2 separate regions of the Homo sapiens genome follow, and region 1 is linked to region 2. Evidence: read pairs that join two places in POLR2A ChIA-PET (ENCODE). Cell type or tissue: GM12878. All regions are shown on one strand.

What was found. ChIA-PET counts read pairs that join two places held together with the same protein. Peaks named below come from ENCODE experiments on the same cell type or tissue, not always from the same donor. Only the 100,000 strongest peaks of a DNase experiment are listed, where the experiment ranks them.
Region 1: POLR2A ChIA-PET joins it to region 2 with 6 read pairs; 3 of 35 experiments call an interaction of 5 or more read pairs at or near these places.

The regions. Positions count from the first base shown.
Region 1 is chr18:54,213,047-54,221,046 of GRCh38, reverse strand. The region is part of intron 1 of MBD2 (methyl-CpG binding domain protein 2); the gene reads left to right. Among named protein-coding and RNA genes, the nearest start is that of SNORA37, 5.4 kb to the left of the region's middle. In GM12878, no CTCF peak of the experiment used is centred here; a DNase peak (open chromatin) is centred at 1,302; H3K4me3 peaks cover 4,591 bases; H3K27ac peaks cover 5,370 bases.
Region 2 is chr18:54,123,316-54,131,315 of GRCh38, reverse strand. No RefSeq gene overlaps it. Among named protein-coding and RNA genes, the nearest start is that of SNORA37, 95 kb to the left of the region's middle. RefSeq lists enhancers at 3,601-3,660, 3,183-3,740, 5,503-5,797, 6,857-7,621. In GM12878, a CTCF peak has its summit at 3,350 (motif pointing right); a DNase peak (open chromatin) is centred at 1,677; H3K27ac peaks cover 470 bases.

The sequences.
Region 1 (8,000 bases), 90 kb before region 2:
TACTTGTTTATGTAAAATGGGAAGGACACATTGAACAGATTTGTGCCAAACCTGTTTCATTCAGGGCCAAAAGGAGCATTGTCTGCTGTTTATTAACTGTCTACAGAGGTTCCGTTACTTTGCAGGATTGTTAACAACCAGTCTTGTTTTTCTTCTGAAACGTTACATTCTGAGTCAGTAAGGTGTATGTAGCGTAATATGATAATTGTGATACAGTAGTTAATTTGACTTGTGACTGTAGCTTTCTGTGATGAATGATGGCAGTCACTTATTGTAAAGGAAGACAAATTATTTTTCAGCTTACAGTGTCACTGCTTTACATATTAGTGTCCCCATATTTAAAAATTCCATTAGTTCACCAAACACCCACTATCTGCTAAAAGTGGGTTAAGAGTTAATTCTCCTGTTGGTAATGTGAACACCTGCACCCAATTGTTCACACAGATTCTAATAATACTAACCCTTGAATTAGCCTGCCCCTGGGGAGATTAATTTAAACAAATCTGTGCCTGTTAATGTAGGGTGTGGCAGGCACTTATTAATTGGACTGAAATTAAGCTCATCGAGAAAGCCTCAAATTTTGGTAGTATGTTTTTTGGGTGCTGTTTTGAAACTGCCAAGTTCTAATAGGAAGGCGTGCCCCTAGTTGCCAGTTAACGCAATATAATTATGCCTTCTGTCAGGATTACTGATAGTGTTGTGGTGGTTCATATATTATCATCTAGTGTGTTTGTTTAAAAGGGTGTGGTTTGATTGGATCCATTGGTATATTTTCTGAAAAAGTTTGTTGCCATCATTTGAACAATAACTTTCTAACTTGTCTACTTGACTCCTGTCATTTCTAGTTGCTTGCATAACACTTGCTGATTGATATTTTTGAGATATTTTCTTCCTCACATAGTCTTTTAGTAGCCCCCTCTTGCCTTTTTTAAAAAAATCAAGTCTAGGTCGGTCGCTGTGGCTCACGCCTGTAATCCCAGCACTTTGGGAGGCTGAGGCGGGTGGATCACGAGGTCAGGAGATCGAGACCATTCTGGCTAACATGATGAAACCCTGTTTCTACTAAAAATACAAAAAAATTAGCCAGGCATGGTGGCAGATGCCTGTAGTCCCAGCTACTCGGGAGGCTGAGGCAGGAGAATGGCGTGAACCCAGGAGGCGGAGCTTGCAGTGAGCTGAGATCACGCCACTGCACTCCAGCCTGGGCGACAGAGCGAGACACAGTCTCAAATATACATATGTGTGTGTGTGTGTGCCATTTGTTGCTAAAGACTAGTATGATGCTTCAAGAGCATGAATTCTGAATCACTGAGGTTCAACCATGCTCCTCCCCTCACCTTGGTTTGCCTTTAAAAACAAACAAACAAAAAATAAATGGACCCTCCATGTAGTATCTAGAAAACTGACTGAGTGGACCCAGGTAAGCAATGTGACTATTGTCATAGTTCTTACATATTTGTGTTAAAGTCTTCTTGGATTCCAATAAAAAGCCTTTTCTGATATTGTCTTCTTTCTCATAATTCCTATGTAGTTAAACTTGGTGTCCCTTGTATAACTCTCATATTCATTTACTTAGAACTTGTGGCTTTCTCACATAGCTGTCTTTCCCCTCGACACAATGCCAAACACTCAGATGCTAAATAAGGGTTTACCAATTGATATTCCACCTAACGTTTTGTAAAACAAGCCTTAAAATGACTTTGTAGTTTTTGCTTTATTTCTGTTCTTGTGGTGGTGTGTTGGGATAAAATTGGTTGAGGTATTTTATTAATAAGGCTATGCATTTTGTAGTTTCTAATTTTCATCATCAGTGTGAAGGTACTGTGGAAAGCCTTTTTCTGGAATTTTGAATATTAGAGATACAGTGAAAATGGTAAATAGGTTGCTCATAGTGCACAGACACAAGTGAGAAATCGGCATTTGAATTTCATCGACTGTGTAACATCGGGTATAGTAGTGTAGGGTCTTCTGTGCCTTAATTCTATGTGTATTTGTGTTACAGCTCTCAGAATTTTGGCACCTATTAGTAGTATTTTGCTAAATGCTTTACATGAGCTATCATACTGGATTTTTTTTTTTTTTTTTGAGACGGAGTCTTACTTTGTCACCTAGGCTGGAGTGCAGTGGTGCAATCTCAGCTCACTGCAACCTCCGCCTCCTGGGTTCAAGTGATTGTCCTACCTCAGACTCCTGAGTAGCTGGGATTACAGGTGCACACCACCACGCCTGGCTAATTTTGGTATTTTTAGTTAGAGACGGAGTTTCACCATGTTGGTCAGGCTGGTCTTGAACTCCTGACCTTGAGATCCACCTGCCTCAGCCTCCCAAAATGCTAGGATTACAGGCGTGAGCCACCGCGCCCAGCCTATCATACTGGATTCTTATAACCCTATGAAACAGGTACAGTTATCTCCATTTTACAGATTGGGAGTTAGCAAAGGGAAGTAGTGTGCTTGGGGTTGTACAGCTAGTAAGTGCAAAGATACAACCTGAAGCTGGTGGTTTAACCTCAGAACTCCTAACCACCATGCTCTGTTGCATGGCATAGAGATCCCTACTTGTATTCTCAAATATTGCAACACCCCATGTCTAATCTACTTTATTGGGCTTAGTGTGCCATTGAGATAATGTGATTATTTACTATTACACTTGTATCCTGAAGATGTCAAAGGGTAAATTTTAAATCCTATTTGGTAGTGAAGCTATTGTACCAAAGGATAACCCTCCAGCTTTAAATAATCCTGGAGGGGAAAAAAATGTAATAAATCCACATAATTAAAGCAGTATTGTTCTGAGTAATAAAAGTGATCAATTTGTTCAGAAATATTCTCTCTTTGATAAATGTTCAACCTAGGATTAACCCTGTTATTTCTCAGATATTGAGGTTTGAGATACAGTTGAAATATACCGTACAGATCAATTTTTTAAAAATCTCTAGTTAGAGAAAGGAAAGAAATCCAATATTTATTAAGAGCTTAATTGCATAATAGAAAGTTTGGCTTGCTTTAAGTCTTTTCTCTTGATGTTGTGTGATTGAAGCCTGCACCCAGAAATGAAAGACATAGGTGTGGTGGAGATTGTGCTCTGATATATCTTCCTTAGCTGTACTATCACATCTTTTTGTGAGATACCAAAGGAATTTTTGTTAGGGTGCAGCATTGCTGTCTGTCCTACATCTGATTTTTAGAATCTGACATGCAAAGTCTCACCTGCCGCAACACCCACAATACTTGTATTAGAGGAAATACATAGCTCAAAGGAACTGATGCATATACATTCTAAAAATAATCTCCAACAGAAATTGGTAGATTTTTTCACATTGCTTTTAAAAATTTAGTTAATGAGATATCATCATTTTTTTCATAATTTAGTTTTAATGGAATGTTAAAGGAAGTGATGCTTTTTTTGATTTTGGTTTTTAGATTCTATAGTGGGGCTCATAGAAATTCATAACTTTTTTACTCATGTTTAAAATCTTCTCAAGACATGCATGATGAATTAGAAATAAACCATAAACTCTTCCTGGATTTAGTGTTTGGCTGGGAATCTTAATGCCTCTTACAGCTCTTATGTATTGATCTTTCATTGTTCTTTGCCATTTCCAGTGAGAAACGATTAGGAAAATTTTGTAATATGGTGTTTTACTTAATTTTATCAGAACTTCTAAAAACTAAAACTTCCCAAGGAAGGAGAATAAAAATATGGAATATAATGAAGTTTGAATAATATCTGCAGATTTCATGATTTCATCCTGTCTTTGTTCTCAGTATAATACAAATTCAAACTCATTTTGGGAACTTGATGTACATAAACTCTATGTGAATATAAATAATAAAATTTAAAATTAGATTTTAAAATTGAACACTTCGCATTTCTCAGGAGTAATCGAGTGTTTTACAGATGTGAGGAAGAAGAACATCGTCCCCTTTAATTTTTTATTTTGTTTTGTTTTGTTTTGAGACGGAGTTTCGCTCTTGTTGCCCAGGCTGGAGTGCAGTGGCGTGATCTCCACTCACTGCACCCTCTGCCTCCTGGATTCAAGTGATTATCCTGCCTCAGCTTCCCAAGTAGCCGGGATTACAGGCATGTGTCAACCATGCCCAGCTAATTTTGTATTTTTAGTAGACGAGATTTCACCATGTTGGCCAGGCTGGTCTCGAACTCCTGAACTCAGGTGATCCACCTGCTTTGGCCTCCCATAATGCTAAGATTACAGGCATGTGAATGCTGAGATTACAGGCATGAGCCACCGCGCCTGGCCCATCATCCCCTTTTGAAGATTTTTTTTTTTGAATGCTGTGTCTTGGTATTCTTTTCTTTGTTATTTTTATACTGGAAGAATGCATGGATAAGCAAGGATGCGTGTCCTTAAAATTCTTTTTAACAGGCATTCATCTCTTTTAAAAAGCCTTTCCTAGAGTCCCCTAGCAGAAATGGGAAACTCCTATGGCATTTGAGTATTACTCTGTTAACTCTTATCACATTTGCTTTAAGAAATAGTTGGCAAGTCTTTGTTACCCATGAGATTCTGAACCTCCTCAGTGTCAGGAGCTGTGTCTGATTCATTTTTGAATCTTCAGTATCCAGCATAGTCCCTGGTATAATATGGAACGTTTTTCATAAATCTTCGCTAAGTGAAGCAAACAGTAAATACATTTCTCTATTAATCCAAAAAGTTATGGTTAATCTGGCTGTATACATAGGCCTGACTCCCCTTATAGGGGCTGCAGTTACCAGCATCCTGCCTTGCACTAAATCAGGTATACAAATATTGAATAGCTGAAGTAAATGTAATTTTTTTCCTCAAACTTGTGTGTGTGTAGTGTTGATGTATATATATTACCTAGGCTTTTAGGTCTAAAATGATTTATAGGACTTTTGGTTTCATTTTTAATATTAAAATTCTTTTATATTTTGCTTGAAAAAAATCTATCTTCAAGGGCTGGATGCGGTGGCTCACGCCTGTAATCCCAGCACTTTGGGAGGCCGAGGTGGGTGGATCACCTGAGGTCAGGAGTTCAAGACCAGCCTGACCAACATGGTGAAACTCCATCTCTACTAAGAAATACAAGAAAAAATTAGCCGGGCATGGTGGCAGGTGCCTGTAATCCCAGGTATTCAGGAGGCTGAGGCAGGAGAATCGCTTGAACCTGGGAGGTGGAGGTTGCAGTGAGCCGAGATTGCACCATTGCACTCCATCCTGGGCAACAAGAGCGAAACTCTGTCTCAGAAACAAACAAACAAAAAAAAAAAGGCCGGGCTTGGTGGCTCACACCTTTAATCCCAGCACTTTGGGAGGCCGAGGCAGGCGGATCACGAGGTCAGGAGGTCGAGACCAGCCTGACCAACATGGTGAAACCCCTTCTTTACTAAAAATACAAAAATTAGATGGGCGTGGTGATGTGTGTCTGTAATCCCAGCTACTCGGGAGGCTGAGGCAGGAGAATTGCTTGAACCAGGGAGTTGGAGACTGCAGATTGCAGCTAGCTGAGATCGCGCCACTGCACTCCAGCCTGGCAGCAGAGGGAGATCCATCTCAAAAAAAAAAAAAAAAAAATCTATCCTCAGAAATTGCTTTTGTATCATCTTGGGAGGCTATGTTTCTATCTAGTTTTAACTAATTTATTTTTTGTTTTGCTGTAAATGTGAAGCGTTTGTTCGAGTGGTCTGTATTAAAAAAGAAGAGAAAAATGAAGTAAAAGTGAACATACAAAAAACATGTTGCAACTTCTTAGTACCAGATTCCTGAGTCACATAAACTTACCCTGTCAAGTTACCATGACAGTTTCCAAATGCTTTCTCTACACTTGTGGACTTACTTGAGGACCAGTAAGTTTGCACACAGACCACACTTTGGTTGTCCTGGTTTAGAATAAACAATGGAGACTTTTGAGTCAGAAGATCGGGGCTTGTATCTTGCTTTACTGTGTTAATCTTGGATGGATAAGTTTTTGTAAGCTTTTGTTTCCTCAACTATAAATCTAGTGTAAGAATTCTACCTTGTGGAGGCCGGGCGCGGTGGCTCACCCCTGTAATCCCAGCAGTTTGGTAGGCTGAGGCGGGTGGATCACGAGGTCAGGAGATCGAGACCATCCTGGCTAATGCTGTGAAACCCCATCTCTACTAAGAAATACAAAAAATTAGCTGGGCCTGTTGGCGGGCGCCTGTCGTCCCAGCTACTAGGGAGGCTGAGGCAGGAGAATGGCGTGAACCCGGGACGTGGAGCTTGCAGTGAGCCAAGATCGCACCACTGCACTCCAGCCTCGGCGACAGAGCGAGACTCCGTCTAAAAAAAAAAAAAAAAGAATTCTAAAAGAATTCTACCTCGTGGAAATTTTTTGAGATTAAATGTGCTTGCCATGTGTAGGTGGTTAGTGCATCAGTAAAATGTTAGCTCCTTTCTCTTCGTTTAATTAGCCAACAGAAATAGAAGCGCATGCTTGGTAATTATGTGAAGGTTTACTGTATTTTGTTGTATTCTGAAATGTGATTAGGGCAGACCTTAGGTTATAAAGGTTCCTCAGAGTTTTAAAAAAATATTATGCATAGGTCAGGTATGCTGGCACATACCTGTAATCCCAGCACTTTGGGAGGCTGAAGCAGGAGGATCACTTGAAGACAGGAGTTTGAGACCAGCCTGGCTAACATAGTGAGACTCCTGTCCCTACAAAAAATTTTTAAAAATTAGCTGGGCATGTTGGCCTGAGCCTGTACTCCCAGCTACTCTGGAGGCTGAGGTGGGAGGATTCCTTCAGTCGAGGAGTTCAAGGCTGTAGTGAGCCACAATTGCTCCACGCCACTGCAACCTGGGCAACAGAGTGAGACCCTGTCTCTAAAAAAAAAAACAAAACAAAGAAAGAAAGAAACAAACAAAATATATATATATGTATAGTATGTATGGGTTATAAAAGTAACCCCTGCTCAGTGGGAAAGTTGGGAAAATATAGAAGAGTATAGTGAAGTAATGACAGTCATTATTATAGTCCCAAAGAGAACTACTGTTTTATCAGGCAATGTTTGTTGTTAAAAAAAAAAAAAAAAAAGAAAGAAAGAAAAGAGAACCACTGCTAATTTTGACATAGTAGCTTCCAGTCTGGTTTTTGGGCATATTTGTCTAAGTAAATATTAATATGTGTGTGTATGTATATATGTAAGATATATGTGTAAGGATATATATGTGTATACACACACACATATACCTACATACACACACTTGTAATTATGGAAAAGTTCAGACATAGGCAAAAATAGATGGAAAAGTATAATGAATCCCTATATAGTCATCCAGTTTCAACAGTTACCAGCTCCTGGCCAGTCTTGCTTTATCTGTATTCACCCCGTTCCCCCTAGTTATATTTTGAAATAATTCCCAAACATACTTAATTTCTGACAGTGTCGTAGCAGTGTCTAGTCCCCAATTCAACCAAAATAACCAGTATTTTTCTTTTTTCCTTTCTCAGAAAGCAAATGCCTTAAGGATGAGACTAGGTAGAATTCTACATAAATTCATTTTTTCGCATTTTAGTGGCATACCCTGGTTTTTAATTTTTTAAACAAATGATACAGAGCAGTGGTCCCCAACTTTTTCGGCACCAGGGACCGGTTTCATGGAAGACGGTTTTTCCATGGATCCCGAATGGTTTTGAGATGAAACTGATCCACCTCTGATCATCAGGCATTAGTTAGATTCTCATAAGGAGCATGCAACCTAGATCCCTCGCATGTACAGTTCACAGTAGGGTTCATGCTCCTATGAGAATCTAAAGCTGCCACTGATCTGACACGAGGCAGAGCTCAGGCTGTAATGCTCGTCTCCTGCTGTACCTCCCGGTTCTTAACGGGCCACGGTCAGTGGCCAGGGCTAGGGCTTAGGGATCCGTGAAATAGAGATAATACTATTAGCTATAGTAATTTACTCTAATAAATTTTTTCCTTATACTTTAAAAATAATCCCCCCCCCCGCCCCCATAATCCTTCCCCACCCATCCCCACTGCCAAGG
Region 2 (8,000 bases):
CAAGTAGGTTTTTAAAGGAAAAGAGAGAGTTCCTAAATTGTTAACCAAAAATCTACATTAAAATAATAAGATATGATTGGCTATACATTGTTCTTTGTGTCACAAATTCCAGAAACATAAAGACTACGAGTGAAACAGCAAGTCAGGAACAAAATGCCTTTAAACAATTGTCCCCAGGCAGGGGTTGGTAGGAGTGGAAGTCCCATACTCATATCTTTCTGGGCCTGATAAATGACTGAAGTCCCATACTTTTGCCTTTCTGGGGCTGATGCATTTTGCATAGCTCACATAGCTCAGACTTCCCTTAGTTATTTTTCTTTTCTCAATCACTTTATGTATACCCAACAGTTTGAAGGCAGGGAAAAAAAGACACTCTCAATACAATTTTTACTTTCTCCTAGGCTTTGAAAGAACAATAGTATTGTCAATGGGCTTCTTTAAATAGAACATTCTATCATTTGCCTCAGGCTGGGGTGGGGACTGGAGTTAGCCAGGCAGCACTTGCTTTTGTGATTCCAGTGGCTGCCTAATCTCTACTTACTTTTACCTTCCAAACCCAGGGAGAACAAGAAGTTCCTCATTCCCTCAGGCAAAAGATGCTTAATTAACAAAACACAACTGACAGGGAAAGTAAATATTAGTGACATCTTTCTGTAATTGGGAAATGTGAGTATGCTCCCAGTTTTCCAGAATTATAGCTGTAACCATGAAGCCTTGTAATTTTGCAACTGGTGTTTGTTCTGATACTTTCTGGGAACTCAATATATGTGTAAGGAAATGGGATACATTTTTAAGGCATTCTTAGTCCTATATGCCTTAGGACTGTGTCAAGGTTCCTTAAGTAGATGAAAATGGGAGCTCCTAGACTGAAGGTTGGCAACAGTGAGGTGAATCATTTAATAAGGGCTTACATATTTAGGCATTTTTTCTGCTGAGCTTCTTGGCATACTTTCTGAGTGACAACTGCAGTGGGAAATTGGAAAATTTTGTGAATAATTATGATTCTCTGAATCCATTGGAGTAAATGCATAACATCCTAATGGGTGAAAGATGGTGTGGTGAGTGAACACCTCATCTATGGAAATTGTCAATCCAATTATTTCAGCTAGCTCACCTATTAAATCAGATCACTGCCCAATCAATTACTAGATGATCAGTAGTAAAGACAGCCTGAAATTCCAGATGCATAATGCTTGGGCCAGTGTCTAAGTCACAAGTGTAATTTCATGAAAAAGGCAAGTGGTTAAACCACAGGACATAAGTGGTTTAATTACTTTCCATGTTTTTATTTTTGGTGTCAAATCAAATGTCTAGACTAGAAATAACTCCCTCCTCTTGTAAGTTTTGTAGACCTAAAAGGAAGAGGCTGAGACACAACAGACAACGTAAAGAGTTTAATTGAGTCAAAGTGAAGACAGCTGCCTGGAAGACTCAACCCCCTAGTAATCTTGGATATGAGCTTCTTTTGGCCTTTATTACAAGCACATTCTTAAAGGCAAAAAAGAGGGAAAGGGAGTGGGCTGATACAAAATTGCTTTGTATAAATCCAGGAATTCTCATGGGTTTATAGAAATGACACTGATTAGTGATTGGCTATACATTGTTAAGCTACAGGATGTGGGTAATCGTGTCCGGTGCAGCATTCTGAGGTGAATCTATGGCTATTTGTGGCACTAGCAAGCAGTTTCAAGAGATGAATACATAGATCAAAGTGGGGAGTCGTGTGTGATTGCTGTCTCATTGTTGTGTCTCTGTAGGCCTGATCAGTTAAAAAGACTTGCATTCCTCAGATAAAAGTTCTTTTCTCATATTCATTTTTTATAAGAATAAGATTCACCCATATATATACAGGTTTAAAAATGCTTCCTCCACAGTTCGTAGAGATAAAGAGATTTACCTAAGATTACCTCTTTCAGGCTCACCAGTTTTCAATACATTCAGCCTCTTCCCAGGTGCATGCTCTGGAGAGGCCAGCTTTGTTTGAGGTGGTAACGATCGCCACCGCTGAGGAAAGGAGCTTTCGGGTAGCTGTCGTGCAGGTAAGACCATTATTACCCAGAGAGAAATCGATTAGGACTCTCACAGGAACTCTTGCACGCTCAGACAAAGACAGTCTGGCAATGAGGATCCCAGACACCATGCAGCTTCTCCCACTGACCCCAGTGAACTCTCCAGGGCAGTTGGGGAGCATCATCCACTCAGTGGCGATCAGGTGGCCCTGAGTCCTGATCCTGGGCTGGTTGCAAATGAAGCCACTTTAAAACCAGAGATGCTGTCTTGGAAGGGCAAGGCTCCTTTAGGTAGAACTGGGCAGATTCACATGTGAGAAAATCTGTACGTGATGTTTAGAGAGTAACCAAGCTATTGTTTTCAAACTGTTGTTTCCAAAGGGCCTTACATTTTTCCTTCTTCCCTTTTAGTGAGACTATGGATGATGTAGATTATATATAACTATGTCATATAATCTATATAACTATAATGATGGATGCACAGTTGTGGATTATTTGAATTTTAGAGCACATGTCCCAGCCCCTCTTGGATCTCTTATTCCTCTGGACTGTCTGCCCTGAAGAGGGATTAATTCCTTAATTTGAGGGACACGCACTCTTAAAATTGCCCCCAAGTCACACTTGCAGACTGGAAATTCCAGCTCCCTCAATATTTCTGACTTCCTGCCTTTCTTCTCCATAAGAGGACAGATCTCTGGATGGCCTGTGGGTTAAAAATCAAATTTTCTATTGCCATAAGAGTGTCATTAAGATTCTTGTGAGGACTTGACATGCCACGCTCTTTTTCCCCCTACCCTATAACAGTGATGCAGCTTGCTTCCCCCAGCAGAGGTGTGTTTCAACCTAATGTGCATGTGGACACTCTGGGGACTCAACCTTCTCCTCTGGGTGAGATATTAAGCAACGTGGCAGTGATAAGGCAATCCAAGCAACTGGGTCTTCAGACAGGGCCACAATTTCCCACCGTCCTTGTATTGGGAAGGGACTGGATGGGGTTGGCAGCTGGTCTAGGGTCTCAGCTGCCACATGGGGCAGGGAATCAAAGATGCACATTTAAAATGCAAGTGCTTGTTCCCAATCTGTTTTACTAATATTGCAGCAAGCTTAACTGCTGGTGCTCGTGGCACGAGAAATTCACTGACGAGATTTGCTCCTCTTATTAAGGCGGTTTTAATTGATAGCACTTGGCAGTGAGATCACGCTTTCCTTCTTTTTCCTGCTTTTCATACCGCTTTTGATTGTAAGAAAGAAAAGCAACATTTTCTCTTATTTTATTTTTTTCCCCTGGGCCAAGTGTATAGCACATTGTGAATGAAAAGGAAGAACCTCTAGGGGTCAGTGCAGCGTAAAAAATGGCCAAAGCTCAGGCCCTGGAGCCGGGTCTTTAAGGTTTCAAGCATAGCTTTGTTCCTATTTCATTCTAATGAGGTAACAGTCCCATTACTTCATGCTGAGCCTGACTCCAGAAACAATCCCCTTGATGGTCATTTTCCTTTAATATAAGTTTAAACATTTGCAATCAAAGGCAGCTCTAATTTGAAATTTAGGATTGGGAATCCTATTTTAAAAAATGATGCTTTTCACATTTTCTGTTTGAACCTAGAAGGTTCTCCCCTCCCACTGTCCTTTCATGGGTTCTTGCCAGGGTGGGCAGGGCCTGCTGTTCTTTTACTTCCCTTTAGCTGCCCCCAACTTCATTTCTTTTAGTGAAACAGCCTTGGTTTGTTTTGTGCGTGTGTGTGTGTGTGTGTGTGTGTGTGTGTGTGTGTGTGTGTGTGTCTGTGTTTCCTTTTCCTTTGGTATGTATATGTCCCTTTGGCCTTTGCCTTTTTTTTTTTTTTTTTTTTAAGACAGAGTCTCAGTCTGTCACCCAGGCTGGAGTGCAATGGCGCAGTCTCTGCTCACTGCAACCTCCACCTCCTGAGTTCAAGTGATTCTCCTGCCTCAGCTTCCTGAGTAGTTGGGATTACAGGCATGTGCCACCACGCCTGGCTAATTTTTGTGTTTTTAGTAGAGACAGGGTTTCACCATGTTGGCCAGGCTGGTCTCAACCTCCCGACCTCAGATGATCTGCCTGCCTCGGCCTCCCAAAGTGCTGGGATTACGGGTGTTAGCTACCATACCCAGCCTGTCTTTTAAATTGGAAACTTCCTAACTTCTTTCGTTATATTATCAAAGAATAGTTAAGTTTAGGGCATGTTGTGGGTAGTGTGGGGTTTTGTGGGAGAGATGATAAAAAAAAACCCCACAGGACATGGGCAACATAGTGAGACTCCGTCTCTACAAATAACTAAAAATTTGCTGGGTGTGGTGGTGGTTGCCTGTGGTCCCAGCTACTCAGGAGGCTGAGGCGGGAGATTGCTTGAGTCTGGGAGGCAGAGGCTGCAGTGAGCTAGGACCACACCACTGCACTCCAGCCTGGGTGACAGAGTGAGACTCTGTCTCAAAACAAAAACAAAAACAAAACCCCAAAAAACACAGGACATACCAAAGTGGTAGGCTGGGATGAAGAATTTTGCTGAGATTCCTGGGCAGACATTGGAGACTATGTCGCCCAGGCTGGAGTGCAATTACTCAGAGGAAAATTGATTAGGACTCTCACTGGAACTCTTGCATTCCCAGACAAAGAGAGTCTGGCAATGAGGATCCCAGACACCATGTAGCTTCTCCCATTGACCCCAGCGAACTCTCCAGGGCAGCTGGGGAGCATCGTCCACTCAGTGGCGATCAGGTGGCTCTGAGTCCTGATGTAGCTAGGCCAGGTGCAAACAAAGCCAGTTTTAAAACCAAAGATACTGTCTTGGAAGGGCAAGTCTCCTTTAGGTAGAACTGGGCCGCTTCACAGTGTGGGTAAGACACTGGGAGTTTCTTGAGGGCATTGACTTCCCTCACTAAGGTCATTTAAACTCCTCCCCTTTGCTCTTCAACTCTCCTCAGTTCTGCCCCCTCGAAATCAATGAGACAGCTCTCCATGAAATCGCAAATGTCTAATTTCCAGCCTCCCTGCTTCAGCCTGTAATTCTGTATCATCTCCTGATGCACCTGCCTCCATTAAACATGTCTTTCTGATGTGTTTTCTTGTCATTCTTTTGCACTGTCACCTCTTGCTGCATCCTTTTTCCTCTGTCAGCCTCCTAAATCTGAGGTGCCACCACTTCCACCTCTCCTGCCGACTAACAACTCTGTGAATCCATCCTGGCATCCTGAATGTGGCCCTAGAGTCCTCCTTGGGGACTCCCTGCAGACACTACCAATTGATCAATGTCAACATGGTAAATGAAACCTCCTTTCCAGCCTCCCTTAATTGTGCTTCTCCTACAATCCTTGATTCCATTTCATTTTGATATCCATCCTTTCCATGGATGACATCATCTCTTCTTGCCATTTCAATTAGTACTCAGGTGCAAAAAACATGCCAATCTCTAGCTTGAGAACAAATCTTTCCCCTGATCTAACACTGACAATTGTTAAGTCAAAGTCACCTCCTTACATATTTTAAGTTCAGCCTAAAGGTTTCTTCCTATATAGTGAACTGTAACCCAACTGGATGTGTAAACAGACTGTAATCTACTCTTGTGCCAATCATAGCGCATCTGCCAATTACAGGAGGCTGACTATTCAAGTGTTCAAATAACGGAAATGCTGAGCCATAATCATTCCAGCTGTTTCTGCACCTCACTTCCGTTTTCTGGACCTCACTCCCTTTTTCTGTTCATAAATCTTATCCTGCCATATGGCAGGCCCAGAGTCACTCTGAACCTATTCTGGTGTGTGTGGCTGCCTGATTCACAAATTGTTCTTTGTTCAATTAAACTCTGTTAAATTTAATTTGTCTTAAGTTTTTCTTCTAACATAGTTCTATAACCAATTGAATTACTCCATCTGGAACTCCTACAAACATTTCCAATTTAGCATGTCCAAAACGAAGCTCATCATACACCCCCAAATCTCAGTGGCCTATATTCTCCACCTTTATTAATGGCATCATTATCTATCCAGTGGCCCAAGCCAGGTGCTTCTCTTCCTCTCTTTCAATTCCTCACATTCCTGATCCATCATGGCTGCTTCCTTTCCCTCAAAATCCAACCATAACAAAGGGCATATATGAAGTGCCAAATGAGTAAAATAGGTAATTATTTGGTGGAGAGGGCTCTAGCTTTTTTTTTTTTTTTCTTGAGACAGAGTCTCACTTTGTCACCCAGGCTAGAGTTTAGTGGCCCAATCTCTGCTCACTGCAACGTCCACCTCCCAGGTTCAAGAGATTCTCCTGTCTCAGTCTCCCAAGTAGCTGGGATTATAAGCATGTGCCACCACACCTCGCTAATTTTTGTATTTTTAGTAGAGATGGAGTTTCACCATGTTGGCCAGGCTAGTCGCAAACTCCTGACATCAAGTGGCCTGCCTGCCTTGGCTTCCCAAAGTGTTGGGATTACAGGCCTGAGCCAATGAACCCAGATGCCTTTTCACAATCTCTATTAAACCACCCTTCCCATCCAGCCATCCTATGTAAACATACATTGTAAGTATAATGATGTAGTTTCTCTGCAAACACAGCTTCTCCATGCCACCTCTCATTTGAGGAAAGCTGTCCTTAAACTTTTGTGTATGAGTTTTGGAGCTTTCTCCATGGGAGAGCTATCTAAAGCATAAATCTAGTCATACCACTTCCCAAATTAACAAATCTTCTCTCTCTCTCTCTCTCTCTCTCTCTGTGTGTGTGTGTGTGTGTGTGTGTGTGTGTGTGTGTGTGTGTGTGTGTGTCTTTGCTTATAACATAAATCCTAAACCTCTTAGCAAGGCTCTATCTGGCTCCACGCTCCCTGTTCAACCATGTTTTCTGCCCATTCCTTTCCCCAGATCCAGCCCCTATGCCTGGCATGTTTCTTACACACTTAATTGACATTTTTCAGGACAATTTCCTTGCAATTCTGTTTGGTGTGCCTTTTCCTACTAATTCTCTATTTGGTCACTGAGCTCTAATGTCATTTCTGGGAAATCTTCCTCAACTCATCCAAGCAGACCAATAAGAATTAGGTGCTTTCTCCACTATGCTCCCCCAGCACAGGATGTATTTCTCAATAGTGTGTATCCTGTAGAGTCCTGATTGTTTGTCTGATGACAGATTCTAAGATCCTAGAGTGTATCCTGTAGAGTCCTGATTGTTTGTCTGACGACAGATTCTAAGCTCCCAGAGTGTATCCTGTAGAGTCCTGATTGTTTGTCTGACGACAGATTCTAAGCTCCCAGAGTGTATCCTGTAGAGTCCTGATTGTTTGTCTGACGACAGATTCTAAGCTCCTAGAGTGTATCCTGTAGAGTCCTGATTGTTTGTCTGACGACAGATTCTAAGCTCCTAGAGTGTATCCTGTAGAGTCCTGATTGTTTGTCTGACAACAGATTCTAAGCTCCTAGAGGGAAAGACTGCTGCTGAGTTTTTGAGTCCATGGGATCTTGCTTCATGTCTAGCACAAGGCAGATATTCTTTCATTGTTTTGTGAATGAAGGAGGCAGTGGATGTGCTAAAAGAGAAAATGAGTGTTACTGATGGCAAAATGTTAGAATTTTGCTTCAGGCCAATCCCTAGTAAGGACATTTAAAATCTAAAAGTGTAGTTCTGTGCTGCGCAAGGCACAAAGGAACCCCTTCCCCACCCTCAGCTGGGATGAGAAAGAGAATAATATGGTGTCTGTGGAAGTTTAGACTCTTTGTACTCTGGTGGGTCTCTCTCTCTCTCTCTCTCTCTGTGTATGTGTAGGGGAGGATGATGGGGTAGGTAATTACCCATGGAATTATCTGTTTATTAGCAAAATAAGCATTCTCCACTGTCAAGGATAATAAGACTTGATTTTCAAGCACTGTTTGAGCCGTTCCTTTGGGCAAAGCACAGAGTAGTGTGAGCAGATGGGGTACAGAGGAATGGGACACAGTTCCATCATTGAGTCCTTTGAAGCTCAGCCAGGGAGATTAGATTTTTGCAAAGATAGGTTTGAT